Linked DNA regions of Homo sapiens: region 1 is linked to region 2. A link is an interaction called in ENCODE POLR2A ChIA-PET data of the cell type or tissue named here. Cell type or tissue: A673. All regions are shown on one strand. Each heading gives the region's core, and the rest is flanking DNA. Links, peaks and the distances in the headings are about the cores only. Region 1 overlaps LOC105377401 (a long non-coding RNA gene). Region 2 overlaps TNIP3 (TNFAIP3 interacting protein 3).

Region 1 (2,922 bases), core at 178-2,677, 430 kb before region 2:
AATAGTTTAACTTGTATCCCATGCTTCTGCAGTAAACCAAGTGTTTCCGCCAGCTCTTGGGGGTGTGCTGAGGTTTGCTTGATTGTCACTTGCCACTTCTTACTTTGAATAGCAATTTGTTCTCCTCTTGCCATCTCTTCATAGCCACAATGTTCTAGGGGACAACTTGGGACCCATCTCCATTCTCAGAAGCACACTGACATTGGTTTCTAGAATTTAAAATTCTGTAAGGATATCAGCAGGAAAGTAGAAGTTTTAAGCTCGGTGTCAGCTATTGCTGTACTTGAGACCCATCATTAGTCTCATCCCTGGAACCTACTCTGACCACCTCTCTCCCTGAGTCTTCACTGCCCTTGGGACTCTCATTTTCCCATTTGTCTGCAGCATGGTGTCTGCCCTAAATCACATCTCCCAGCTCACCAGAGAAAACCTGAAATCCCTTAAATTAGTTGGAGTAGTGCCACATTCTGCCCACGGGACAACCTTTCACACTATTAATGTTTTAGTCTGAAGTATCTGCATTTGGACTACTTCAAGGATTTTTTTTTTTATTTTCACATGTCCTTTCTCAAAGTACTGTTGGAATAAGTTAGATAAAGTGAAATGGGAGCGTATTTCTCTCTTCACTACCAATCCTAAGTGCCCTTGCCAATGTTCTCCTTGCAACTAAGTTTGGTACTCAAAACACTTAGAAAAAACTTAAACACATTACTGTATAAGCATGCCTCATGGAAATTGGGCATTGTGAGTTTTTAAATAGAAAAGACAGGACATGTTTTAAAAATTAAATCACTGTTTTGATTTGCTGAGAAACAAAGCCTTTTATACATCAACCCTATTTAATATTGCCATATAATAGAAAAGCTTATGTTCTGCCTTTATTCTGATCCAGGTTTGCTTTCATATGAGAATCACTGTAAGACATGAGATAGAAGGACTTAAGACAGAAAATTCAATATTCAGATATTTTAAGATGCAGCCAGGTGTGTAATTTAGCTATCTAAAATAGAGCAAGGAGCAAGGAGCTCTTAATCATCAAGTGAAATTACCAAGATTCTTAATTTTTTTTTTGTACGTACCTGTGTAAATCAGGTTTCTCTGACCCTTAAAGGGTAAGAGCTGCTAAACTATGCTATGGCAATTCACCAGGGAGGTGTGTGTGTGTTGGAGCAGGGAGAGGTTCTTAGGAAGTGGGCGTGGTGACATATTGTTCACTTATATTTCATTATTCTCAAACAGTCTCATGTAAATAGTTTCTCCTGAAATGTTCAATAGCCTTGAAATGCAGGTAAAGCAGGATTAGTAGAAAACATGAGATTCGGGGTTAATGGATCATCCAATAAGCCCTAATTTGAATATATTTTTGATGCTGCAACTGTAACCATGAACACAATTTAAATAAATTTTGCTTCCAACAGAATCAGGGAAAGGAAATCGGGACTTGAACTAACTTCCTTCCTTCGTTCCTTCCTTCGTTCCTTCCTTCCTTCTTTCCTTCCTTCCTTCCTTCCTTCCTTCCTTCCTTCCTTCCTTCCTTCCTTCCTTCCTTTCCTCCTCCTCCTCCTCCTCCTCCTCCTTCTTCTTCTTCTTCTTTTTTTTTTTTTTAACAGTCTGGTTCTATTACCCAGGCTGGAGTGCAGTGTCATGATCTCGGCTCACTGCAACCTCCATCTCCTGGGCTCAAGCTATCCTCCCACCTCAGTCTCCCAAGTAGCTGGGACTACAGGTGTGCACCACCACGCCTGGCTAATTTTTGTATTTTTGTTGGTAGTGGCTGGGTTTTGCCATGTTGCCCAGGCTGGTCTCAAACTCCTGGGCTCAAGCAATCCGCCCGCCTCATCCTCCTAAAGTGCTGAGATTACAGGGACTCTAATTGTTATCACATATTTCCAGTTAGTTACAGGGAGAATGATTAGAGATCCTATGGTAAGATAAAGAACAATGTAGGCACATTTTAGGATGGAAGCAGCAGCAGTCCACCCAAAATCAAAGGTAATTCTCATCATCTCCTTGCACCATCATCATCTTCAAATATTTTGTAAAGACCATATCTTAGGTAAGCATACTAATGAAAGCAAAATCAATGCATGAGAAAAACTAATGCAGGGGTTCCCTCTGGCATAGGGGTTTAACAGGATTGATCAAAGAAGTCCAGGACATATCAGAATGTGAGAGGCAGGCTGACTGTTGGGGAACTATTGCAGTAATCTAGCTGTGAGATGCCAAGGATGTGGCTCAGAGAAAAAGGTGGGAGCAGCAACCATTGGCAGGGAGATTCTCTGGATAGAGTAAGGCACAATACTCTTAATTTGCTGTGAGTCATATGTACACACACTGTACACACTGTCTCTTTAATATTACCACATAATAAAAGAGAAATTAATTCTTAGAAAGTGACTACTGGGAATAAAACTGAAAGATGATTTCAAAAGTCCTACAGACATGTCTTATAACATACATTCTAAATAGTAGCCTGGCAACAGCATACTTCATAATAATGTTTGGCTAATACATGGGGAATAAAAAGAGATCAGGTGATTTGAGTCACTTTATCAAAACTGGGCTATTGTACTTGCTAATGAAACACAGTACAGGATTCAGTCTTCTTGCTCATTGAATTGAACAGAGCCAACCAATTCTGAGCACAAGAACACAGGGCTGCCTTTTTATACTCATTAATCAATTCTCTATTGAACTTATGTTTTGTTGTAGCTCAGGTTAAGGGAAGGGGGCTGTATCTTGGTAACTGAAAGGTGAGAATTGTATTTTGAGATTAAAATTGATCATTCTTCTTATACTCATACATTTTAGGTAGGAAGACTGCTTAGGTAGCATCTGGTACCCCTCTCATTTTTCAGACACAAAGATTTGAGGTCAAGAAAGGCTGTTCTTTCCCAAAGCCACAGCATCTGTTGGATGACA
Region 2 (2,922 bases), core at 91-2,590:
GAAGGATCCGCATCAGAGGCAGAGAAAGGACGACAGGCAGAGAGAGGACGACAGGCAGCGCGACCTGACCCGGGACCGGCTGCAGCGGGAGGAGGTGGGCGGGGCCCGGGTCCTCGAGCCCGGAGGATCCAAATAAAAGCAAAGGGGCGGGGGGATTTCCTGTAGAAAACCTACCGTTTTATTAAAATCAACTCACTACTGAGCAACGACCGATGTGCAAGGGTGCATGGGTTACGCAAGTCCCCAAGAGCCATGAACAAGGGTCACTTCTCTAGAATAAGAAGGAAGGAGATTCTCTGCCGGCTTCCTCCTGGTTTGCATAAATAGGCAGACAGTCATTCCCCAGTCCCTTCCAGGAAGAAGAAAACGGATCCATAAATTTGCTAACTCTCTAGGGCATTTCAGCCTAGGAGAAATTTTTTTTTCTTTTGCTTTTATTCGTATTTATTATTTTTATTAGTAGTGTTCATAATAATAATATGGCAATACCTTGTATTTGTGCAGTAGCTTTTCAAGCTTACAGAGAGATTTATATATGAGGTCTTACTTCTGTCACCATAAATTTATGACATTTTTTAAAGCCTTCGTCCTCATTATCTCATTTAACATTCTTGGCCCACCTGTGAGCAAAATATTATTTTTGCTATATTAAAAATGAGAAAGCTGAGATGTAAACAAATTGAATTGCCCACGTTGATGAAAAAGGACTTGAACCCAACCTCCAGATTCTAAAGCTCTATCAGTCCCTTGCTGAGAACTGGATGGTGACAATTGAGATGACAGCTTTTCCTGAAGAACACTTTTTCTTCCTGGTTTTACTTTCAATTATTGGACTTCATGAATATTGTAGAAAATGGGAGGAAACCTTAAACTCTAATGGCCCCTCGTTATTTTAGGTATAGTAAGAAAAAACAAAGTGTAAAGACTCTGAGGGGAAATCTTATCACTGATATCGTGAGGCAATGGCAATATTTTAAAACATGTACAAATCTTAAGGCAATGTCTGAAATTCGCGCAGACAATGCCAGTCCAGGTTTTCCTATCTTGCTGAGGATGTCTTTGTCACAGTGAGTCAGGAAAACAGAGTTTAGCAACACTCCCTTTCTGCCATGTAGCAGTCATTTCCTTTTCCAATTACACTCTAGCCAGGAATCTGAGTAATTTTTCCCTCAATGCAGTTGGGACCATTATCTTATTGGAATAATTTTCTCTTAAATTATGCTAAATTAGAAAATAATTGGCTTATTTTCTAAGTGTATATGTTCATTCTATTTAAATAAAAGCAAATAGAAATATTTTCCCTTTTAAAGAAAATGAATTACCTAAAGCGGATTTCTTAAATTTAATAATCATATTGGGAAATATTAGTTACTCAAATAACACACTTTAACACATATATTAGCTATTTTTGCATGTCAAGTTACCTATTTTCTGCAATATTTATTTTACTGGGTTAAAATCTCAATCTCATTAAGAATCCAATTTACTTCACAAAATGTTTGCTATCTATTATACAAAATTAAGAGGTAGGAGATATTGTCTGAATCCAGAGCCTGTTGATGTTTACGCAGCTAACCTTCAGTTGTTTAAAACACTGCACTTCTGGATGACAATTTTAGATTGTCATCTAAAATTGGAGGAGTGGTGGCAGTTGGACTAGTTGATTTCTACCTTTTAAAAATAATAATCACAACAATAGAGTGCTCTAAATAATGATCTGTAATGAAAGGTCTTATTGGCCTAAGGATTATTCTCTTTTCCCTCTTTCTAATACAGAATGATGCAGGAATGAGCTTTGAGATATTTAGTATTGTTTTCTCACAATGAGAGTTTTTTCTTTTTAAGACTTTCAGCTATTTTTCTTAATCACTTATCCATCACCTAGTGACAGTATATAAGGACTTGCTTATCCTGCAGACCCATTTGTCTGATAATTGAAAGTAAGAATTGGGAATCCAGCACTTTGGGAGGCTGAGACGGGCAGATCACGAGGTCAGGAGTTTGAGACCAGCCTGGCCAACATAGTGAAACCCCATCTCTACTAAAAAATATAAAAAATTAGCCGGGCGTGGTGGCAGGCACCTATAATCCCAGCTACTAGGGAGGCTGAGGCAGGAGAATTGCTTGAACCTGGGAGGCGGAGGTTGCAGTGAGCTGAGATCACACCATTGCACTCCAGGCCGGGAGACAGTGTGAGAATTCGTCTTTAAAAAAAAAAAAAAGAATTGGGAATTTTGATTTTTTTTTTCCTGGGGTCACAAAATTTCTAAGATACTTCAGTAAATTCTGATAAAAGAAAGATTCCTTCAATCCTAATTCTAGTGTGCATCCAAAGAATATTGCTCAAATGGAACATTAAGTTTAAAGTCTTGCAGGTCCTGTTTTTATTGTATTTCAGAAGGGTGACCCCTCAATCTGCCTGCCATGGCTGATATATCAGAATTCCTACAATATCATCTCATTTGACTTGTACTGACTTTTATTTTCTTTTCTTGGTCTTAACTTCAGAAGGAAAAGGAACGCCTAAATGAAGAATTACATGAATTGAAAGAAGAGAATAAACTTTTAAAGGGAAAAAATACTCTTGCGAACAAGGAAAAGGAACATTACGAATGTGAAATAAAACGCCTCAATAAGGTATCAGTCAGGTCAAGCATGGGAGATTAAAATGAGAAGTCCCTGCATAAAACATTCTTACTGACAGTCGCAACAAAATCTAGGCTGCAGTGTGGGTCCCAGCCTTGGAGGCTTGCACAAGAAATTATCTGTGATTTTATAAATCACTCCTAGCTGCAGCTTTCAGTCATACTTGGCTAAGGAGGCTTTAGAGAATTTTTGTCCCTACAAAGATTCATCATGAGAAAGAGAAATGAGGAGGAATTACAGAGACAGTAAGAACATTTCTTAGTTTGAAGAACCACA

What was found. Peaks named below come from ENCODE experiments on the same cell type or tissue, not always from the same donor. Only the 100,000 strongest peaks of a DNase experiment are listed, where the experiment ranks them.
Region 1: POLR2A ChIA-PET joins it to region 2 with 8 read pairs; 1 of 35 experiments calls an interaction of 5 or more read pairs at or near these places.

What each region holds. Positions count from the first base shown.
Region 1 is chr4:121,581,861-121,584,782 of GRCh38, reverse strand. It overlaps LOC105377401 (a long non-coding RNA gene), which reads right to left. Exons shown (of 3, transcript XR_939166.2): 3 at 1,869-2,922. Among named protein-coding and RNA genes, the nearest start is that of ANXA5, 110 kb to the left of the region's middle. In A673, for the core only: no CTCF peak of the experiment used is centred there; a DNase peak (open chromatin) is centred at 1,222; H3K27ac peaks cover 2,220 bases.
Region 2 is chr4:121,154,266-121,157,187 of GRCh38, reverse strand. It overlaps TNIP3 (TNFAIP3 interacting protein 3), which reads left to right. Exons shown (of 11, transcript NM_024873.6): 4 at 1-94; 5 at 2,509-2,637. Among named protein-coding and RNA genes, the nearest start is that of TNIP3, 8.6 kb to the left of the region's middle. RefSeq lists an enhancer at 940-1,234. In A673, for the core only: no CTCF peak of the experiment used is centred there; DNase peaks (open chromatin) are centred at 207 and 1,067; H3K4me3 peaks cover 1,455 bases; H3K27ac peaks cover 646 bases.